2 separate regions of the Homo sapiens genome follow, and region 2 is linked to region 1. The links are chromatin contacts, found by Hi-C in ENCODE. All regions are on one chromosome and are shown on one strand. The core of a region is the stretch at or near the end of the contact, and the rest is flanking DNA. Distances in the headings are between cores, read along the strand shown. Region 1 has its middle 93 kb from the start of ZC3H12C. Region 2 holds the start of RDX (radixin).

Region 1 (4,743 bases), core at 1,233-3,732:
GCTCTCTAGCCTGGGAGACAGGGAGGGAGACCCTGTCTCAGAAAAAACAAAACCAAAAAACTCTTGAGTCATAACTGTTTCTTTTAAAAAATTAATGTGATCCCATTATGTTTTTGGCATTTAATGTTTCTTTTGGCATTAAATTTCACAGAGAAGATGGCCAATTCCAGACTGTTTGTTTGTTTGTTTTCTCGTAGATAACCTGGAGAGCTGGATGTTGCTGGAGAATATCATTTGCTCATTCGGCAACTTGAATAGTGTAGAGAGGAAATTGGGGTTGCATGTGGGTCAGAAAAGAAGGGATGTTTGTCACTGAAGCTCTGTTTTCTCTCTTTGTAGAGATTATTGCACCAGAGGCCAGTATTTTTATATCCAGTTTTCTGTTCAGCTGACCTCTAATCCAAGTGCACAGAATGGGTACAGCTTCCTCTGGGATGTTTCCTGGGGCTTTTATCCACCAAATTGGGGAGTGTCCTGTCATTGTGGAGTGCTGTCCCTTTAATTTGGGAATACATTTGAATATATCAGAAGGAAATGGCCAGTTAGGTCAAATTTTGGATGAGAGAAAACTCCTGTGGCCGGCAGAGTTTCATTGGTGGCCCTGCTCCAATATACACTGCGGTTAGTGTCAATAGCAAAAGCACCTCCATGGGGAGTGGTCTTCATCTGTCTCATGGTCCTTCTTGCCTTCTCAGAGTGGGATTGAGGGTCCTGCCCCGCTTCCCCATTTTAGGAAAGTGCTCCCTCATGTCAGTATAACCCTAGGGCTGCTATTGAGAAACTGGGCAGGTGGCACACTGAGTTGCTGCAGAGTTTTCTGATGTACCCACAGGCTTGCTTCTTCTGCCCTGTCCCTGTAGCCTCTGACCTGTGGCTCTGTCTGGTCTACTGCTCACCCTCACCTCTTGCCCTCATTTCTCATTATTCAGGATTGCTGGTGATACTTATAAAGATTTGCTTAACTTCTTACTGCACTGCACCACTTCCAGAGTGGGAAAACCAGAGGGGGCTTTCAGTGAGAGCTTTTGATCTTGTTTCACCTTTGCTTTAATCTTCCCAGTTTATAAGATGTTGGCAACATCACTTACTCTCAGCACTGAAACTTTGTTCCAGTATTTTACTTTTATAATTTTGTCTGTTTCCGGGAGAAGGATTTGAAACAGACCTGTCACTTCCCTTGGAATTCAAGAGATTACAGAGAATTCTGCATAAATTGCAAATTTTGCATTTCATTTCCTTCTTAAGAATCAAAACACCCAAGTCACTTGATAAAACTTCTTTACCGATTTTTCTTCAGGTCACTCTCAGCATGTGGCTCAGCTCGTTCATTTTTCAGTTGATTCATATTAGCTTCCTTTGGATTTGTCCCCTGAATTTGAAGATGCTTCTTTTGTGAGGCCTATTGCCCAAAATGCTCTGACCACAACCACTCTGGAGGAGTGGGGTTCGTGCCTGAGGGAAAGAAAGGAGAGTAATTGCAGGGAGTAGAAGTGCTTGCATCCACCCTTATCCCTGGGCCACTGTCGGGTAGTGGCTGATAGACTGTAGAGACATCAATTATTTGGATTGGCCTCACTCCACGCTCTCAGTGATCCAGGCCACATCTCTTACTCTCTTACAGACACAATTTATTTTTGTAGATAATCTCTGGCAAAATGTTACTTTTTTGGCTTTGCTGTGCCCTTGAGAGTGCTATTGGGTATCTTTCTCCATCCATCAGGTAATTAATACCCAAAAAGGCAAACAAATCTTAAATATAGTTGGGAAGATAAATCTACTGCAAACAATAATGTTAGAATATAAAAGTGAATATACAGGATTTTTAGATTATCTTCCCTGTTGCCCATTATTGTTACCATAGATGATGAGTTGACTCTAACAGTGTGGACTGTATATCTGTAATTCCTCACCCTATTCCTTAAGTAAATCCCTTATTGAAATGATTTTATATACATTTCCGCTGCTTTCCACCTAACACCTTAGCTGTCTTTTCGAGTGTTATCTTTAAACCATTCCTACTAAATGAGATTTAGACTTTGAACATTATATATTTATATCATCTTTTTAAAGCTTTTTTATAGAAAAAGTATGCATTCTGATTTACTTTGTAAGGACTTCGAGTGATGTCCTTATTTAGAACATTTCCGTTTCTTTCTGACATTTACTAAGCTGTTAGAGAAAACTGATGAGCATAACTTGCTGTCTTCAAGTTACATCAGTTTTTTAGGGAGTTGAATGAGAATACATTAAACTTATTTTTAGAATGTTCCTTTTTATAAATGTATCATGTACGTCATACAGGCTTAGCAACCCCACTAATGTGGGAAGTGAGCATGTCAGATATTACTCCCTTTGCACGGTCAGGCTTAACCGAACTTAGAGAGGGCGATAGGGAACCACTGAAGAAAACTCCAAGTAATACAAGTAGTGGTATTTATAAACCTCTGAGTCAATAATGATTCAGCACTGAAGTACCCTGCTAAGGAGACTGTTTGGTTAAAGTGACATTGGTGTGAAATTAAAGCTGAGAACATTTGCAGTTCTTGTTTGACATTGTGGATATTTGGCACTGTGAGTAGGTAAAACATTTGGTATAAGGCCATTTTACTCTAGAATCATTTGTGTAACTCTTCACAAACTTGAAAAACAAACTTGCCTTCATAGATTCTTCCTCCCAGTTTTTAAAATATTAAAAACGGAAAAAAGACATCCTGCTTAAGTTCATTTAAAATTAAAATTAGATATCTAATTAGATTAAAAAACAGGATTAGCATTTTACAGGATTGGCATTTACTTTATGCCAGACTCATTACAATTACATGCTGTTGGTCTTACAATACCCATTTTACACATTATGAAGCTAAGGATTAGAGAGGTTAAAAGCCTTCTGAAAGTAACATAGCCACTGAATAATTTTCAGTCAAGATTCAAACTCAGGTCTTTGCTGTCAGACAGACCCAAATTCTCTACCCCAAGCTGCCTCCTGTGGCAAAAAGAAGGGAATTGCCATATTTAACTAGGCCACGTCAAATGAGCCAAACTTCCAAATTCAACTTGCGTTTCAAGTAAACTCCCTAAAATTTTAATTGCTAAATGATGGAGGTAACATTAGAAATGGTTTTAAAATTTTGGAGGATAAAAGCTTGATGTAAATGAAGGTGAAACATGTCTATCTTTGGCTTGATATTGGTAAAATTATAACCTCCAATTTTCATTCTTTTTTTCTTTAGAATTTTTGAAGACAGATTCAGGTCAAATTTGTCAGATTGGTGATGATTGCCAAATGTATATTTGAGAATCTTTCTTTCAGAATGACACTGGAATATGATGAGCTTCCTTAGTAGAATATGTGGGGGACCAAGTATTCAGGATTATTCCCTCAGTTGGCAATGTGAGGACAGACTGTACCAAGGATTTTGGAAGGCTTAGAAATACTCAGGCTCAGCAACAGTTTGCAAAGCAGTGTGTTCTTCCAACTGCCCCGGGGCGGGACTCTGCATAATGCAGCCCCCATCCCTCCAGAGAAAATCTGGCTCCTTGAATAACTGGACCATTTGTATTGCTGGCCAAGGTGAATTTGCGGAGAGAGAGAGAGAGGACTGCAGAAATATTGCATTGTGTCTTTTCAGCATGGAGAGTCCTGAGAGCTGCAGAAAGCAAATGTCAGAGAACAAAGCCACACATGTCTGGGTTCACAGAGTGATACATCATTTATCAATCTATATATTAATTTATTTGGGGGTCACAGGATGGCCAACTTTTTATTTTTCAGTTAAGAACATTAAAAAAACCCTACTATCTACTATCATTTCATGAAAGAAATGCTACTTTAAATCTAAAAAGAGGAAGGATATCATATCAGAATAAAGAACAAACTTTTAGATGGAATAGATGTAGCTTCATTAAAAACTCACTCTATTGCACTTATCTCTAATTTTTCTCAGCCTGCTGGAACTATGCCACGGATCAGCACTGCCTACAGACTGTTGTCTGACAATCCCTGAATGGGAAGCAATTTGAAACCAAACATGAGTTCTAGAACTTTAATCCACTCATCAGATCTGAGGGAAGTCTTGAAAAATATGTGCTTTCCAAAAAAGCAGCCTGGGCTTGGTGCAGTGGCTCACACCTATAATCCCTCCTATAATCCCTGAAAGGCTGAGGCAGGAGAATAGCTTGAGTCCAGGAGTTCAAGACCAGCCTGGGTAACACGGCAAGACCCTGTCTCTATGAAAATAAAAAAATTAGCCAGGTGTGGTGGCACATGCCCATAGGCCTAGCTACTCAGGAGGCTGAGGTGGGAGGATCACTTGAGCTGGGAGGTCAAGGCTGCAGTGAACCGTGATCATGACACTGCATTCCAGTCTGGGCCACAGAGCCAGACCCTGTCTCAAAAATTTTTAAAAATTAGAAAATTAAAAAGCAGCCTGGAACAGGGTCTGGTACATATTGTGTGCTCAAAAACATTGTTTAAACTGTAGAGAGACGAATGCCAAGTCCTAGGATTGAATCTAGGGAGTGGGCCCATTCAGGGGACAAAGAATTCCTCAAGGCCTCCCTTCACAGCTCCTCAGCCTCTTCGCCCCACTGGTGTAAAGCACTAGCGTGTGGGGGCTGCAGCCTGAGGATCAGAAACCTTCAGGAACCAGATGGTCTCCACTGGGGGTCCATGTTGGAAGGGCCAGTCTGGGCTGGGCTGCATCAGTGGTGCCTGCACATTCCCGCGGGGAGGTCCCCAGGTGT
Region 2 (4,743 bases), core at 1,676-4,175, 300 kb before region 1:
ATAGGGTAACTTCGTGATGTTGCCATGTCATCTGTAAACTGTCATGGTGCTGTTGAGAGTGTCTTTTAGCATGCTCCTGTATTATAATTAGCATAAAATGAGCAGTGAGGATGACCAGAGATCACCATCATTGCCATCTTGGTTTTGGTAGATTTTGGCTGGCTTCTTTACTGCAACTTGTTTTATCAGCAAGGTCTTTATGACCTGTATCTTGTGCTGACCTCCTATCTCATCCTGTGACTTACAATGCCAAACCTCCTGGGAATGCAGCCCAGCAGGTCTAAGCCTTATTTTACCCAGCCCCTATTCAAGATGGAGTCACTCTGTGGTCAACGCCTTTGACAATCACAGCTCACTGCAGCCTCAAATTCCTGGGCTCAAGGGATTCTTCTGACTCTTCAGCCTCCTGAATAGCTAGGACTACAGACATGCCACCATGCCTGGCTAATTTTTATAATTTTTTTTGTAGCGATGGGGTTTCACTATTTTGATCAGGCTGGTCTTGAAAATCCTGGGCTCAAGCGACCTTCCCGCCCCAGCCTCCCAAAGTGTTGGGATTACTGGTGTGAGCTTCAGCACTGGCCAGTTATGAACATTCTTTTTGTTTTTTTGCTTTGTTTTTTTTTGAGAGGGAGTCTCGCTCTGTTGCCAGGCTGAAGTGCAGTGGCATGATCTCGGCTCACTGCAATCTCTGCCTCCCGGGTTCAAGTCATTCTCCTGCCTCAGCCTCCCAAGTAGCTGGGATTACAGGCGTGTGCCACCACACCCAGCTGAGGTTTGTATTTTCAGTAGAGACGGGGTTTCACCATGTTGGCCAGGATAGTCTCGGTCTCCTGACCTCATGCTCTGCCCGCCTCAGCCTCCCAGGAAGTGCGGGGATTACAGGCATGAGCCACCATGCCCTGCCATGAAAGTTCTTAGGGGTTGAATCACAGTGCCAAATAGCTTTATAAAGAGATTATTTCAGTTTACACTCCCACTCACCATGTCTGAGAGTACCCTTTTTATCTCACCAGCCTTGACTGTTATCTTTCACTTAAATATTTACTAATAGGATACCCAACTAAAATGTTGCAATTTTTGGTCTGTTTGCTGTTGCAGAAGATAGGATAAAATCAAGGCTTTTGGAGTCAAACATATATTTGGGTTTGGTCACTGCTCTGCCACTTCCTAGTTTTGTTACATTGGGGAAATTACTTACCTCTTTTTAAGCTGTCTTATTCATCGATTTTTTTTAAAGGGTCAATAATAGTATTTATCCCAGAGGGTTTTTGTAACCATTAAAAGAGACAGTCATGTAAAAGAATTTCACACCAGTGTCTGGCACCTGACCAACAACAGTGAATCCTTCACTTTCAGTTGCAAAAGTGTGTTATATAATTTCATTTGATTAGTGTACTATGTAGGAATTTACATAATACTTTTTTTTCTTACCTACTTCATGGGAAGTATTACGTAATACTTTGACTATGCCTGCAACCTGATGTGGTAGGCTGAACAATAACCAGGATAATTCTTGCACCCTAGGGAGAGGTAAGGAGTGATCTTTTGGTGGTCCCTAAGAACCACAAGAACCTATTTGGTCGCAAGTCACACACCTGGTTCCCATCCTTGAGGAATTTGCTATCTAAAGGCCCTTGAGTTTAACCCTTGAGTCTCTTGGGGGCTTTTAATTGTTCGGAGAGGTCTCAAAGGGCAATAGTGGAAACTCACTGAAGAGGCAGGCTAGTGAAAGTGATTTGCAGATATTTCCTGGAAAAGCTACTGTCTCACCTAAGGTAAATGCTAAGGCAGGAAGTATAGGAGTTATTTGTCCTATAAAAGTAAGTATACTCAGGCGTTTTGTTATTTGAATCTAAAGTTTGTTCACAAAAGATAAGCTAAAAAAAGTATTGCAAACAGGGCAAGCCAGGCGAATCTGATTTTGTGCGCTTGCTGTTTGTATACTCATAGCAAGTTTTGCTCCCTGAATCATCCCAGCAGACAATACTGAGGGGACTCAGCATGGATTAGATGACAGAAGACTGATCCAGAAGTCAGGAGCTTCCTGTCTCATCCCAGCCACTAACTAAAGTGAGTGGGCTAGACTTAGTCTTAAGATCGAATGCCTAACTTTCTCTAAATCTAGAATTATGTAGGTTTGGCGGCTCTTTGGGGCCCTACTTCCAACTTTTTCTTGCTAACCAACTCCTTCCAACTGCCAAAGCATGTCGTTGGTAATAAAAAATTATCACACATCCTTGCTTGGATTAAAATTTGCACTCCTGATTTGGGGTCTTATCCATTGAGGTTTTGGTGAAGTTTGAAAATTGTCGCTGAAAAATTAAGTTTTTCTAGTTGGCTAAAACCTGCCAAAATAATGTAAACGTTCTTTGTTGCAAATCTAAATTCCGCTCAGGTAGGCCCTTTTCTCCTTCCCAGTCCAGGATCTTCAAACCTAACAGCCAAGTCTCACGCTTCATTTGGTCCCCGGCTCCCTCTGGGAAGAATTCCTCCTCTGGGGGCGACGGCAACGCCCTCAGTGAGTTTGCTGGCACCAGCGGGAGTTTCAAGTTTCCACTCGTTGGGGAGGCGGCGGGCACACTCCGAGCTTTGGGCTGGGCGGCTCCGCTTCCCTCGACCGCAGGTTTAGCTGGAGCCCAGCGCTCTCTGGAAGGGCTCGACCCTCCGGCGCATTCGCCCTATTTCCCTGGGCGCTCCCGAGCCCGCAGCCACCCACCTCGCGTTGGCCGGCCCCAGACCGCGACCCCCGGCCACGCCCGGAGCCAGGCCTGCGGCTGCGAGCCTGCGGGAGGGGCGGGGCGGGGGCGGCCCCCAGCGGCGGCGTTGGCGCTCAGTCCGCGGCGCGAGGACGGCCGGCCGGCAGGGGGAGGCGGGGGGGCGCCGGGCAGCCCCGCCTTTTCCCGCGGAGGCGCCGAGCGGCCATATTGCGGAGCTGTCTGCGGTGGCGGCGGCGCCTCTCGTCTCCCGCGGGCCAGCGCTCGCACCACCGCTTCTCCCTCCCTGTCGCAGCCGCGCCGCCGCGCAGCGCCCCAGCCACACGCCGGCGGGCAGAAGCCGCCCGCTCTCCGGGTAAGGCGCGGCGCCCTCCCTTCCCCCACTCCCCGCTCCCGGTTCCTCCGGAGACGCTAAGGTGGCGGCGCGAAGTTGCGGGGCCCGTGCTGCCCGGCCGTGGCGCCGCCGCCAGGGCTTGGCGCGCCTCCGCTCGCGCCCAGCTGGCCGAGGCGCCACTGTGGTAACGGCCCGGCCGGCCAGGCTCCTCCCGGGGCTGGTAGGGGCCGCGAGGCCCTGCCCGAGTCGTGGCTGAGCCGCGGCCCGAACGTGCCTGGCCGGGCCAAAGTCGACCTTCGCCGCCGCGGGATTCTCCTTTCCTCGGGGCGCGGAGTCTGCCTTCAGCGCCGGTGTCGGACCCCCAGCGCCCTGGGGACGGTGGGCTCCCGCTGCCTGGACTGGGCCCCGGGCCCGGGCTGGCATGGTCCCAAGGGTTGTTTGAAAATCCAGATATTCAGCGTAGGTAGAATTCGATTTTACATTTATTAGAACTTGTTCCCCGGCCTCCAGTTTGAAAGGAGGGGTGTTAAATTACTAGAGAGCGTGCGTTCCGCCCCAGTGGCAAAGGGGATGTTGCATGACAGGCTTTGGGGCGCCAGTCGCTCCCGCCGCTCGCACCCGCCAGGCCAGGGCCGCGGTTCCCGGCCGCAGCTCTACCTGCTGCTGTTGCAGCTCTCGGAGCCCTGTAACTTTCTCGGGCCCTTGAGGCCGCTCAGTTTTAGTGTCTCAGACCCCACCAGACAAGTTCAGTACATGATATCCCTCTTTTCCTTTAAAGGATTCTAAACTCAATTCCCGGACTAACTTTGAAAGGGGGCAGTGCATTTTTGTTTTTTTTTTTTTTTCAGTTTAAACAGACTACATCACTTCCTAGACAGATGTCATGTTTCTTCAGACATTCCCAATATTTGGTGGTTTTTTTTTTTCCTTAAAGAGTAGTTACTAGGTTGGAAATGTGTTAAAAGTCAACTTCATAAAAATATATTTTAAAATACATTTGAGATTTTGGTGGAAGACACGTTGCTGAGGAACTCGATGGCATTCTTGTGGCACTAAGACTGGCAGGATGTAAATATAAAAGTCTAAGATAATAAGGGTTTATTTGATAAACGAGTACTTTGACATAGACATTGTAATCTATTGTTTAAGGAGCATACTTCTTTTTTTTTTTTTTTTTTTAGAACACTAAATACTCTTTTATATGACTGATGGAGCTAAGAAGGAACAATTACCCCGTTCATGTTGCTGGATAAATAATGGCTTGATCCATTTGCCAAAACAGCATCACTGGATTTGAGAAAGGAGACTAATATTCAGGATTGCAGTTTTTTATTTTCAGAATTTCTTTGCTTTCCCCAGTGTGCTTTATCTTCCAGAGATTAATAATACTTTCCTTCAAATACAGCAACATGTAAAACACTCCTTTTGAAGTTAATCGTATGCTGTAAAGACGATTGCAGTGACTTTCTTTGCTTAATCGCTTTTTTATATATGATGGAATTTAATAAACAGTTGGTATATTATTAGCAAGGAATGAATAGACATTGGCATTCTTTACAGTTTTATTTAAATGAGACAGAATTTGATTGTGGCATTGAAAAAACGTTGAGTTCTTGACCTTAGGAATCACATACAATGTTTTGTTCACTCCTGTATCCCCACACATGGAAGAGTATGTAGGAGAGTCTCAGA

Evidence for each region. A loop is a pair of places that touch in the nucleus more often than their neighbours do. Pooled maps may share reads with other maps.
Region 2: a loop to region 1 is called in a map of ascending aorta, with 2.5 times the contacts of the local background. The contact joins the promoter of RDX here to the enhancer-like site in region 1. A Hi-C loop is called at or near these places in 1 of 168 maps with a recorded cell type or tissue (ascending aorta) and 4 of 50 pooled maps.

What each region holds. Positions count from the first base shown.
Region 1 is chr11:109,997,855-110,002,597 of GRCh38, reverse strand. No RefSeq gene overlaps it. Among named protein-coding and RNA genes, the nearest start is that of ZC3H12C, 93 kb to the left of the region's middle. Within about 2 kb of position 2,482, at least 5 of the 41 ENCODE cell types and tissues checked have a DNase peak (open chromatin) inside an H3K27ac peak, as active enhancers do.
Region 2 is chr11:110,294,796-110,299,538 of GRCh38, reverse strand. RDX (radixin) reads left to right here and starts at 2,925. Exons shown (of 14, transcript NM_002906.4): 1 at 2,925-3,072. RefSeq lists silencers at 2,543-3,342, 3,393-3,442, 3,453-3,552, 3,683-3,742 and an enhancer at 2,956-3,828.